Regions from separate parts of the Homo sapiens genome. Here region 1 is linked to region 2. The links are chromatin contacts, found by Hi-C or POLR2A ChIA-PET in ENCODE. All regions are on one chromosome and are shown on one strand. The core of a region is the stretch at or near the end of the contact, and the rest is flanking DNA. Distances in the headings are between cores, read along the strand shown.

Region 1 (6,905 bases), core at 1,396-3,895, 37 kb after region 2:
ACAAAAGTGACAAAGTGACAACTTCAGTCCAAATTTGCCAGTAAAAAATATGATGGTTTTTAACACGCAGTTGCTTTTCCTAGTACTAATTTCAGTGTTATATTTACATAATAAAAAAGAAATTGTATTATTAGAGAGCATAATACAGCTGCTAACAAAATGAGGGGCAAATGTCACACTACCAGGTTACAATATTATAAACATTTTAGGAAATATTGGATATGACCAAAACTTTTTAAGCATTTTGGACTTTTAAAAAAATTGTAAGCAAAATATTTTAGTATCATTCAATTTTACAATAAACACTTCCACTAAAATTCTCCCTTTACCATTTTAACTGAAACTTAATCCCAAATTACCAATATCTACTTAAGCATTACATAACAGATTTTTATTTTTAAATTTTATGAATTTTGTAATAGGATCAATCTATGTCAAAAAGGGTTAGGTTTGCATTCTAAAAATCAATTAAGTACTGGTTTCCAACATTTAGCCTTTTTTTTCTGACTGAAAAGTCTGCGTATGTCTGAGAGAAATATATGTGTGTATGTATGTATACGCATGCACACGTACACATACGCAAGATTTGTTGTAGGCTTCTTTTGCCTAACTTTGTTATTCTTTTCCACGGTTAATAGGCTTCCCCACAGAAAGAGTGCCGCTTATTTAATTTTCTTCTTCTGGCTTTTTTACTCTTCTCTAGAAATCATTGCTTATTTTCCAGAGCCTATTAAATAGGTTGAGTTGCAAAATGTTAGTCACAGTAGATCATTAGGTTGTTTTAATAATTTTTCTGCTCAATCTACCTTACAGGAAAACATAGTCTTTCCCTTCAAATACTTTCTATTTGGGTTCAGGATAATCCACTCCTTTTTTTTTTTTTTTTTTTTTTGAGACAGAGTTTTGCTCTTGTTGTCCAGGCTGGAATGCAATGGCGCGATCTCAGCTCACTGCAACCTCCACCTCCTGGGTTCAAGGGATTCTCCTGCCTCAGCCTCCCGAGTAGCTGGGATTGATTACAGACATGTGCCACCACGCCTCGCTAATTTTGTATTTTTAGTAGAGATGGGGTTACTCCATATTGGTCAGGCTGGTCTCCAACTCCCAACCTCAGGTTATCCACCCGCCTCAGCCTCTGAAAGTGCTGGGATTACAGGCGTGAACCACTGCACCTGGCCCCAGGATAATCTACTCTTAATACAATAGAATGAATTCGAATTCCATAAAATACAGAAACCTTTGAATTTTGGTCCTCAAATGCAGTTGCTATTTACCATAATTCTACAAAATTTTATATAATTGAAAAAAATATTGTTTATTCTGCCCTGAAACCAAGCTTAGCCCCTGTCAAAAGATTTGTTTCCTCTCTATAATTCCACACAGGTTAAACTACAAACACAAGTACAAATAATGCTATAAATTATCATCAGTATGGTGATGGGCTGGAATTATACCTTCTACTCATGAACAACTATGATTATTAGAAGCAAACATAACTTTGGGAGGCTGAAGCAGGAGGATCACTTGAGGCCAGGAGTTGGAGACGAGCCTGGACAACACAATGACATCCTGTCTCTACAAAAAGTCAAAAAGATCAGTGGTGCGTGGTAGTACATGTCTGTAGTCCCGGCTACCCAAGAGGCTGAGGTGGGAAGATTGCCTGTGCCCAGGAATTTGAGGCTCCAGTGAGCCATGGGTGATGAGCAGAACCTCTGTCTCGAAAAAAAAAAAAAAAAGCAAATCTGTAGGCTAACATTTCCAAAACCCTTAACTTCATCCATAAGCAGTATGCAAACTGACTATCTGAAATACTTGATATAAGAAAAGCTTGATATTTAAAGTGGAATAGATGGATGCCTTTCTTAAATATGAGGACAGGAAGAAAAGCTGTAAGAAAACCAAAAGGGAATTTCCTTTCACTTTAATAAGGAAGTTATATGATGTAGCCCAAGGGGACACACTATCCTTAGAGAACTCTACTAGGCTCCAGCATAATCCCCCAAATCTACACTTGCAAATGTTAATTTGTAATTTGAATACCATGAAAATTAAATCATCACCCCAGGCAGGACGATTTACTGGCAAGGGAGCAAAAATTGAAGGCTAAGGGCTGTTTTCTGTGGTTGCCATTAGTCAATTACAGTCAGTCAAAGGAAGCTTACATTACCTGTTATAAAATTGCTTCCCCAGAAGACAAATGCTTTAAAAAAAAACTAGAAAAATAAAGCATCTGAGCATGTAAACTACCAAAATGCTATTTATTTACTCACCATTTTTGTAGAAAATTTTTTCACTTACCAGTTTAATATAATTTTATGCTTTCCTATCAAATTCCCACTCCACTATAGTATCCTTCTATTACACTTTTCTGGGAAGAGGAGTTAATTCTTAGCATTTTAACCTCAGTCTGGTTTATCTGTTAAAACTTAGTAGGAAGTAACAGATATCAGGCAGTTGTGGCTAAGGAGAGGAAGGAATGCAGGGGCCTAAGATAAAAAATTATAACACGAGTAGAGAGGGGTAAAAAGACCCCAAGATATGTCTAATCGATCTGAGTTTTGCCCAGCTGGTAACCTGCTGGTAACCTGCTTCTCTGACTCATGCCAACTCCGAACAGCAACCTCTTGGTCAGTAGCCCGTGGCAAAACTGGGTCAAGCATATCTTGGCCAAGTTGTTGCTGACCGCAGCTTTGACCAATAGCCTGGAAAAGGAAGTCACCCACTCATGTTCAGCTCTACTCCCAAGAAACCAAAGAAAAAGGATAAGGTCTGGTTCTACCTGGGAAGATCCTACAGCAGCCACAGAATAGCACCCATGGTACAAGGTTCCACATGAGGTCTGTGGGGATAAGAAAGTCAGGTTGAAGAAGGAAGGACCCTCCATGGGAGTTGGAGTGACAAGCAAGAGCCACCACCTCCAGCTCTCTCTTTGTTACTACTCTGAGTAGAGGTCTACAGCTTATCATTTATTAATCGAAGTTTTGCCTAGTTAAGCCACAAAAAAAAGTTTTGATAGCAAGATATTATTTTGTGACCTTTCGCCATGATACAGAACACTGCAAAAGGAAACCAAAATTCATCAGTTAAAACACAGTAGCATTGGCTATGAACTTTTAAATAAATTCAATCTTTGTGAATTGTTATCCAGTACTTAAAAGGACAATAAATCTTACTTCCTTTGGAAACAAACTACAAGAGTATTAATAATATTAGTGGGTTACTACTGGTTTTAGCACAAACTCATCTGAATTCTATATTTATTGGTATAGCTTGGAGGTCACATAATTAGAGGGTTTTTTATGGTTTCCTAGTAACCATTTTCTATCAGAAGCATTAGCCATAGTTCACATATGCTCATCTAAGTTACCAAGCCTAAAAGAGCTCTCCTCTTGCTCATTAGATATAATGCTGCCTAGTTCAGGTTTTCATTTCAATACATTCTTTTCATCATTTTCACCTGTGAATTCTGGTCAACCATCCACGATTTAATTACCAGCACCCTGGCACTGAGAGGGTGAGCGTCTCTTTTGATAATGCAACACTTCCCTGGGGCAAAATGCCAAAGAGTTGTCAGCACAAAGGCACCTACTCTTTGATGGCAAGGCAGCAAATGTCACAATACAACAAATATGATTCAGCCTTAACGTTTTTATAAAAACCAACCCCATCTGAGGCGTGTATGGCCATACACAACCTCAGATAGTGAGAAAGAACACACGAACCAGACTCTGTAGTGTCAGTGTGTGCATTTGCATACACGTGTGTGCTTCTGGGAACACATGCAGACTCTCTTTCAATGGAAGTGATCTAACTCCCATCTGGCAGAATAAGACCCATCCAGGAACAAGGAAAAATCAATTTAGAAAGTCTTATCACCTGAAAATAGGTGATTTCAAACACCATGAAGCCAGTTTAACAATACTTTTGACTAATCAACAAAATGAAGCTCTATGTAAACTATTTTTAAAAAACTCACTAATGCCTCAACAACATCAAATTCAGTTGATATGAAAGAAAATTAATTAGAGCAGACGTTTATAACCTACAGTTTATAAAACTATTATGGCCTATATGCAGAGATCAACCAATTTGTAAATATAATGGGTCAGCTGCACAGGGGCAGACAGCAACTAATCAGAAAGAAACTCTCAATTAAAAGTTTATGAATAATTAGATTATTTTTAAAACTATATTTTGTAACTAATTTTAAAAGTTAAATTAAAATTTTGAAGGCAAATCAAATTTATAATATCTCATGAATTTTATTTCTTCACAAATATATTCACTGAAGCAATTTTATTTCTTCACAAATATATTCACTGAAGCAATTTCCCTTTCAGTTAATGACAGTTCTATTTCATATTAAATTAAAAGAGTAAGGCAGTATAAGTTGATGGGATTGTCACTGAGTGGTTCACTTGAAATACTGTAGGAAAAATGGGAGCAGAACTGCATGCACATTTTCTGGGATATGAAATGAAAAAAGCTTTATTCTCTTCTTTCTCATTAGCAAGGGTTAAGAAATGGACATGCTGAGTTAATCAAAATCTCTGAGATTCAACAAGTATCTCCAAGGAATCCTGGGAATGGAAATCTACTAGACTAAGGTCTCAGAAAAGGTAGGCACTTGAGCTCCACTGCCATCTTTCTATACCAGAAAACCTGAGTTTGAGGACAACACAATTTGTAGCAAAACTGAAGGTGGATAAAACTATGTGTGACTCCCGAGTATAGCTATATATAAAGCTGGTTCTACTTCCAGGGCCATCGTTTATGTGAGCCAATAAATACCCTGCAGCTATTTGAATTGGACATTTTTAACTTGGAACCAGAGTTCTGCATGGCACATCACTGCATATTCAATTTAGAAAATAAAAAACAATTTGAAAAATCTCTTGTGAACGAGGAACTTGCGAATCATCCCATTTAAGTAAGTACACAGTAAGGATTGTTATTCCCATTTTATAGACACAGGAAGAGAGGTGGTGTAGAGAAAATCATAACTGAAATAGAGAGGCCAAACCTTAAATTTAGTGTAATGTTATACATAATCTTATTTTCTAATATCTTCCATCAACTGTTTTTCAGGTTCATAAATCATATGAATGAAAGTGGTGAGTATATATAAGCTCAAAAACTAAAGGTGGGCTGGGCTTGGTTGCTACCACCTGTAATCCCAGCACTTTGGGAGGCCGACGTGGGTGGATACCTGAGGTCAAGAGTTCGAGATCAGCCTGGCCAGCATGGTGAAACCCCATCTCAACTAAAAATACAAAAATTAGCCAGGCATGGTGGCATGTGCCTGTGTCCCAGTAACTTGGGAGGCTGAGGCAAGAGAATCACTTGAACCCGGGAGGTGGAGTTTGCAGTGAGTGGAGATCACACTGCTGCACTCCAGCCTGGGCAACAGAGAAAGACTCTATCTCAAAAAAATCAACCAACCAACCAATCAAATCAAATCAAAAGTAAAGTTGGACAAATAATGCAAATGACTTAATTTATGGTAGAATGAAATTATTTTATCAAAATTTGTTCTAGCTCAGCTGTAATTATTTTACCTAATACGATCAGCAAGGAAATAAAATGTGCTGGGGACCCTATTTATGTAATATGTCATTACATTTCTATCCCAAGAAAATTTTAGAGATGGAAACTCACAAATATTTTAAGGAGTTAAATCTCCCTAGCAAGTAAAAAAGCTTCTTCTGTTTCTTTTAGAAATAATTTCCTTGCTTCTTTATTTTATCCTTTGGTTTCAATGTTTTCTGGTTATAGCTGATGTCAAGGTTGGCACTAATTGATGATAAAGGAACATTTTTAAACAGCAAGGAAAACACATTCTAAAGATGCTTTATAGCTTTCAGTAATCTAATTTGTGGGAAATGGAGAGAGGAGTACCACAGAGTGCTTTTCAATAATTTATGGTGGAGATTCACCTTCTAAATTTAGAAACATAATTTGTGACCCAACTGTGCTGTGAATCTATTGGTGTAATTAGATGGTTGGCTACATCCCCAACCCAGTCCATTCTTGCACTGTCTTCTGGGTGTGCAACAGATTTTGTGCTTCAATCCATCCTTTGGAAAATGATTAAATAAAAATCGTTCATTTATGTTTTTAAAATACGATTATAATCAACACTGAGACCTGGCTGGCAGATTCTCACTGTAAGAATTGTTCCTTCTCAGTTTGGAAAAAAAGATAAATACCAGTAACAAAATTCTTTTTCCATTTCATTTAAATGCTGTAATTATACAGGATTCTTCAATTGTGTAATGAAATCAATGTCCTGGCTAAAATTACACAAAAAAATGAGAAAAAGGGACAAGGATATCATAGCCATAAATATTTCCAGTAAAAGGTTTACAGGATTCTTTGGGTTTGACTTAACTTTTTTTTTAAAAGCTATTTCAAATATCAACTTGAACTTAAACTGAAAAAACAGAACTAATTTTATCTTTATTTACATGACTATATACAAGCTACAGAATATTAAGTTTCTTAGAGCAAACAGGAAGATATCTGGCTTTTTTACTACACTTATTTCTATGTCCCTGTCTCCTTTTTATTATCCAAATATTGGGCTTTAAATAAAGTAAAAAAATATTCAGTTTTCAAAAAGAAAAAAGAAAGAAAAAATCAAGACCAAAGGCAGCTGTGAATTATGTGAGACCTGTATGTTCAGAGACACCTTATTAGAAATCAGTTAAGATGACAGTAAATTCTGACGCCATCCTCCTCCATTTTTAGGTAAGACAAAGCTTTTATTTTGAATATTTTCCTCAGCAAGAGCCAAGATACACAATGAAAATTAACTTATGATGTTTTCCTTTACAAAGCTATAGAAAAATAATTATATTTAACCCCATAATTAGAACAACAAAACAGTTAAATAAAATTCATAT
Region 2 (6,796 bases), core at 3,951-6,450:
TTTTCTATAATCATTATGATTTTCCATTCTTGATTCATTTCCTGAGATCTATATCTCCTTTCTCATCTCATTCTCTTGTTTATCATCTCACCTTTCAGCTTTTTTTAATATAAAATTTATGTAAGGTGCTCTATTTGTAGGAAGCAATACTAAGACGTCTAATTCCATGGGTTCAATGAGTTGATGTTTTTCTTCTTGGCAGAATCTCTAAGTTTAGTTGGTGAAAGGTACGTCATTCCAAAGAGCTATGGATCGATCTTTCTCCCAATTTAGTACGCTGCTCTGAAGCCTTCATTTCTACTATTTCTCAGCCACAAGAGAAAACAAGAACAACCCAAAATGGTGAGGATACCTACTCAGTTTTCTTCTCTTCAGATTTGGGAATCTTAGTGAGAATCCTCAGGAACTGGTCAACTTGCCAGTAAAATTCTAAGACAGCCCAGGAGACAGGTCTCTCTGTTATGATCAAAGAACCTCTGCATCCATTTTTGCCTTGGCTGTTAGCCTCTGAGGTATGTTGCATTAGGTTATATCATTTTCTTTGCTCAGTTACTGTTGAATATATTGGGTGACAGGGATGGAAGGTATGTTTGCTGGCTGACATGCTATTTTGGGCTCACTTCATTATTTATCAGTAGTGAGAAATTATGAGGCACATTTTAAAATTGCTCATCTCCAAAATTAAAATCATCATTTAGAATATTTTTTGAATTCAGAATTTGGATTTATTTCAGTCTTCCAAGGGGTTTTATTGGATTTTCTTACTTAACGGACATAACAATAATTATGCCTCCTGTGTCATCCTTAGAAATATGAAATACTCATTCTTGTCTCCATTCTCAATGAGCCCATTTATAATTATATTTCTGATTGATACCTATCATCTATCTCAATTGATAACAGACTTGCAAGTGAAGATAACCTGAGTTAGAGAATGGCAAAACAGTAATTATGGGGAATACCAGAAGTGATTCTTGACATGACAGGAACATTTCACAGACTTACATTTTCATAATTAGATTCTGCTTTTCAAGTAGACATAAGTGACGTGACTACTGAATCTAAAATGTTCCCTTCCCCTCAACACCATACACTAAGGAACAAAAGGATTCAAAAAAGGGTGAAGATATATAAAAGAATTTCAGGACTTTGATTTAAATGTTTTTCTTTTATACCCTAAAGTAAGAATAGATGGCCAAAATATGAGCTTTCCTTATTGTAAATATATCTTACATTACTTCTGTACAAACTCTAGGAAATTCCTTCATAATAATTGTTCCAATATTGTCTGGACAGCTCTGCTGCCCAACGTGTTAAGCAACATGCTTGGCAATGGGAGAACACCCCTAATCCTGCCAGCTCCTGCAGAGTGACCTGAGTCAATATTTGTACATGCTTCACTTTCTGCCACAGTTATCACTTACCCTGGCCCACACAAGCCACAAAAGTAGGGATGTACTTGACAAAATGTGTCACTCACACTGAATTCTAAGATTTAATATTATAGAACTTTAAACTAAAATATATTAGTACAATATTATAGAACCTGGTTCTACCAAACATGTTTAGCCTGGCCGAGTCAATATCAAAAAAACATACAACCATAAAAAAAACTTGTATTCCAATAGTATATAAAGAGCTCTGTACAAAAACCATCAATATTAGTGCATAATATCCAATATAACTAGAACAACAAATGGGAACTCTAATGCAATTGCTAAAGAAATTACACAACATAACCAATGTTTTAAAAATAATCTCATGAAATCTGCGATTGGGGTTCACTGTTCAATCACATACTGTGCAACTTCTTTGCCTTTATTACATAATGAGACATTTCAGAGAACACACACACACACACACACACATACACACCCTACTCTTACCTATAGTGATAGTCTGCATAGGAAAGATCTCAACTCTTATCAAACCAAGGTAACAAAATAAATAGTTGATTTATAAGATAACTAAGGCAAACTGATTATCAAAACAAACAATCATTTCCCCCATGTGACCTACAATGTAACTCATGTGGCTTGTTCAGCAAGATAGAACATGGCATTGAAAACCAAGATCTTAGGTTCATTCACTAAAAACAACAATTCTAATAGTGAGTATACGTTTTAAAGACATATTGATACATCTGAACCTCACAAGAATGCTAAGAGGCAAGCAGGAGGACATCATTATTCTTCAGTTTGAAGATGAGTAAAAAAATCAGTACACAATCGGCTAGCAGTGGAGCTCATGCTAGAATACAGAGTGTCTGACTCCTAGAACAGTGCTCTCTCCACTCCTTTGCACTGCTGCCAGGCATCCTTTCTCTCTTTCAAATCCAAAGACTCTGCTTCTAAGCCTATGAATCACGTCCAGACCACTGGTCCAAAAGGGAGCTGAACAAGATTTGTAGCTAAATTAAGACAAACATACCCCTAATTTAGCAGTTAGCTCAAAGGACAAACCCTACTGATAGTGGTTCACCAGCATCACCATCTGTTCCCTAGCCCTACAGCAGTGAATCTCAGTTTGCTGAAGGTTAAGGTGGGGAGATTTTAAAAACCTCAATCCCCAGGCTGTTCCCCATACCAATTAAACCAGGCATTCTGGGAGTGGAATCTAGGTATCATATTTTGTAAAGTGCTTCTGGTGAGTCCAACTTTGAGAGCCAGTGCCTCACAGGAAGTATACAATAAAGACTAGGTGAATTAAATTTAAGAACATATATGAAATATATGGCATGGCAGGAAGGGTGTAATTGTTTTTATGCTTCACATTTTAAAAATAAATAGAACTTAGTGATTATGTATTTATACCAGACAGGTTTTGGGAGTTGATGTTAACCTACATCACTTTTCATTTAATAGCTAGCTGCTGCTTAAATGTTGCTTCTTGTAGAACTGGCCAAAGCATGGACAGCCTGAAGCACTTCCCTGTCTGAAAATCTTGTTGCTTTGTACACAAACCATTAAATGCTAGGAAAATGACAATCTCTACTGAAATGGGTGTAAAGCTGTATGTGATTATCAAAGATGTGGAGAAAAAAGCAAAGCTTGCAAACACCTGTAGCCAGCCTTAGCTTCAGCAGACACTTGCTACTTGGAAGGCATGTATGTTTCTACCATATGAAAAAAAATATCAAACTTGTAACACAGAAGTGAGGACTAAAAGGATAAAGCATAGTGCTGAAAAGATTTCTAAAATAGTTATTTTCAAAGGGTTCATCCATATTTTAAAAAATAAAATGCTAAGTTAAATGACCAGTCCCATTAGAGACATACCTGTTAAACCCTCCCGGAGCCCTTGTCAGCTTTGCAGCTATAAGAATAAACTGTACTGAAATTCTGGTAGGTTTGCTTTTGTTAAGCAGGCACTATTCATTAACATAATTCCTGTCACTTAAGTGTATAAATACCAAATTATGCAAAATTGATATTTTATTCTGATTCCATGAAAAGATTGGGTCAACAGAAGGATCTTAAAATTAACATAACTAACCAAGGTTTAAAGAAAACTAGCTTTAAACATAGATCCCCATATGGGAAGGTGTATTAACACCAAAACAGACATCATGCCAACCTGTGGAATATTTCTTTCACACCTAGCTCTACAAAGTAAACACTGCTTTATGTGGCATTCTTATCATGGAAATCTAGGCGGTGATCTATAATTACGATTAAGCCCACATGGGAAGTGGGATCTAAGTGAGAACTTTAAGCCAATTTTAGGTTGAAACATTCAGAAGAGGACAGAAACAAAGAGTTCCCAAAGCTTTAGGAAATAGCCATAGGAAATAAATATGAAAGGCAATAATTACACGTTAAGTGATACTGCCTGGAGAGTATGTTCATTTAGTAAGTATAAATTGACAAGGCTGACAAGCTCAATCTCCCACCAGCTCATCTCCTTGAGAAACTAGAAATTAGAATCTGTTCCTATTATCCTTTAAAACGCTGCACCTGCTTTTAACACATTTACATGTGTGTTATGCCATCACATCTGCCTGACAATGCTAGACTTCCCACATGTTTTTGAAGAAAATTAAAATAAGCATCTGCTAATAACAATTTTATTTCATCCTAAACAGTTTCATTTGGGGCTGATGAGAAAAAGCCACATAATGGAAAAAAGAAAACTACCTTTATAACTCTGTGGCAAACACATTTTAGAAGGTAGGTCTATAAATAGATGTGCTTCTGTAGGCACAGAGTAAATATAAAATCGTCAGGCTAGCGGGGCTGCAGTTTAAACTGAAGCCCCAATATGAACTTACCTGATTTTTAAAGTCCTATTAGAATAGGCTTACAATCAGTACACAGCTCCTTTTTCTAGTTGCATAGTAAAGGCAAAACACCCCCAACTACATTTTACTTATCTCAGTCTCATCTTTCATCAGAAGCAATAGTTTGCAATTTCATTCAGAAGCTGCTGTCCCTAAGCAGACTGAATATGCACAGAAACAGTAATGGAAGGGATCTAAGTTAAACCCTACAGACGCACCAAGAAAATAGCAACATCAACACGAAAAAGCAGCAATTTCCTTAAGAGAGGTGCTTTTCTTAGCTGCATTTCCCAAGCCAGCCCCCTTTCAAACCTAAAACGTCTCAGTTATGAAAGAGGATCTTACCTGAGCTGATCATACTGTGCATTCTTTGCTGAGCCAAGAGCTGCTCTCGTCCAGCCACCCCATCTGAGGAAAAACAGGAGTCACTCTCGTAAATTGTCTGCAGCATATTCCAGTCACTCTTACTTCAGCTACATGAAACATTCATCACTGCTCAGTGCACCGGCCCCAGGAGCTACCCTCGCTGGTTCTCCCTCCTCCCTGAGGAGAAGCAGCAGAGGATCAACTTCGACAATGATTTCCTTTCTGCTCAAATGGGCATCCACTTTTAAAAAGACCTGGACACTTTTCCCATGTTACCAACCTGTGTGCAAAGCAGAAAGGACAGAGTGGATGCTATAGCTCTCTGGAGTTTAGGTTATCCCGGAAACTACAAGCAGGTGGGAAATAGGAACGTGCTTCGGGGTTATTTCTTTGTCAGAATACGTAGAAAATTATTAAGTCTACCCACGAGAAAAAGAAACCAATTAAACCTGGCTTAGAGTTCTTCAGGCTGCTAGGGTTTTGTTGCAAAAACCCTCAGTCCTGCAAGTGGCTCCAGCCGGTGCCCTTCTCCTATCTGTGTCTGTGCCTCTCTTCCCCCTTTCTCAGTCTCTCTCAGCTCAAGTTGGCTAAAGCGAGTGATAATCCATTTGCATATGAATCAACAACAGCATGGCCCACAGGCACAGAAATAGAACAATGGTCGGCCTGAGCCAAAAATAGGTCAAGCATGGCCGAGTGATTGGAGCCTGCATTAATGCATTTAAAAATACCCCAGCAAACCCAGCTGTCCAGCCTCTATCTTTCCAACCATAATTCTCTATCGCAGGGCCTTAAAACCAATTAACTCTTTCCTCTCTCGAAGCTTGCTTTACACACTGTGTTTCCATACTGGCGATTCGCTTCCAAAGAAAGGAAGGCAAGAAAAAAAATTAAGAATCATAATTCTAAGAGGGCAAATGCACATACATTTCATTTCATTTTATTTTTGTAGTATGTGTTTTTGGAAGAGAGAGGAGAGAAGTACAGAGCTCTGTATTGGTTCTAAAATAATACTGGAAGCTTTTGCTCATAATGTGGTTTCTGCCTCACCCACGCACAGCAATCCTGGTGTTCTATTTTTGTTGCCTGTTTCTCAGGCTACACTGCAGTTGGCTGTAGCACTAGAAGCTTTTCTGCCTTCTAGTTTCAGGACTAACAGGAGATTTAGCAGAGGTACTTTTGGAAAACAAGCACACCCCAGAATAAAATTTTTATGAAGGACAGGCTTGATTTTTTACTTGCTATTTATGCAAGACAATTGTCCATTTCACAAATCCTATTGTATCTTAGTACCACCTATGAATTTTATCGCATCCATCCAGTTAGTACTATATCTATAAACAAAACAAAACACAAAACACAAAACCGTGGCTTATATGTGAAAATTTCCCCTCAGCCTCTCAGGCTAAATTCAATTTACTTGCAAAAGGAAAAGAAAGTAGTCTGATTTCTTATGGATACAGAATTTCTGAGCATATGCACCTGTTGATGGATAAATCATATATATGGTTAGTACCCAACTATGACTGTTCTGCATTCAGCTATACATTGGTTGCCCGAAATATGGACCTCCTAACTTTTCTGTAGAAATAGCATTTATGATAGTCAATAGATTACCAGACACATTGTGGCGTTCAGCTATACAGTACAGTAGATAGTATCAGAGTTTTATAGTCTCTGGTGCTACATTTATATCCTTTCTATATAAGAGATAAATTTTACATTCCAAAGAGGGATCCTAGCATCTTGTCACTTCCAAGAGCAAACCCAAAAGTGATAATCTACTAGTCATGGAAGCTCTTTTCTCTTTTCTAAACTAAATCAGCGAGGAAAATGTAATTCTAAGGCATCAGAAGCAACAGGGGAAAGAGAGGAAAAAGCAGATTATTTCAAAATTCCCAGAACAATCCGATGGAAGAGGGATCTTGGTCAACTCCAGAGTATGAAGTCAGAGGGGGCAAACAAGGGGACACAGAGTTTTGATGAAAGGGAAGAAATAAGCACGTTAAATCATTCATCAAATAGGCCACTGCTGAATTCCTCTTCTTTCACAGATTAATTTCTACTGAATACTCTACTTCTTGAAAAATTGTATTTGGATATGTAAGTTACAATTTTTAAAAAATATATATTCCAAACTGCGTTTGACTT

What was found. Hi-C counts contacts between places; a loop is a spot of excess contacts on that map. ChIA-PET counts read pairs that join two places held with the same protein, here RNA polymerase II (POLR2A). Pooled maps may share reads with other maps.
Region 1: a map of psoas muscle shows a loop between it and region 2 (3-fold over the local background). The contact joins the enhancer-like site here to the promoter of HDAC9 in region 2. A Hi-C loop is called at or near these places in 5 of 168 maps with a recorded cell type or tissue (B cell, Calu3, gastrocnemius medialis and 2 more), 1 of 37 single-sample maps with no recorded cell type and 3 of 50 pooled maps. POLR2A ChIA-PET finds 5 or more read pairs at or near these places in 4 of 52 experiments (MCF 10A, OCI-LY7, PC-9 and 1 more).

What each region holds. Positions count from the first base shown.
Region 1 is chr7:18,454,776-18,461,680 of GRCh38, reverse strand. It overlaps a transcript of HDAC9 not described here. Among named protein-coding and RNA genes, the nearest start is that of HDAC9, 38 kb to the left of the region's middle. Within about 2 kb of position 2,645, at least 4 of the 41 ENCODE cell types and tissues checked have a DNase peak (open chromatin) inside an H3K27ac peak, as active enhancers do; they include gastrocnemius medialis and psoas muscle, where a contact is called at or near this core.
Region 2 is chr7:18,494,153-18,500,948 of GRCh38, reverse strand. It overlaps HDAC9 (histone deacetylase 9), which reads right to left and starts at 5,200. Exons shown (of 26, transcript NM_178425.4): 1 at 4,926-5,200; 2 at 4,625-4,687. The coding sequence starts at 4,646. RefSeq lists an enhancer at 5,422-5,471.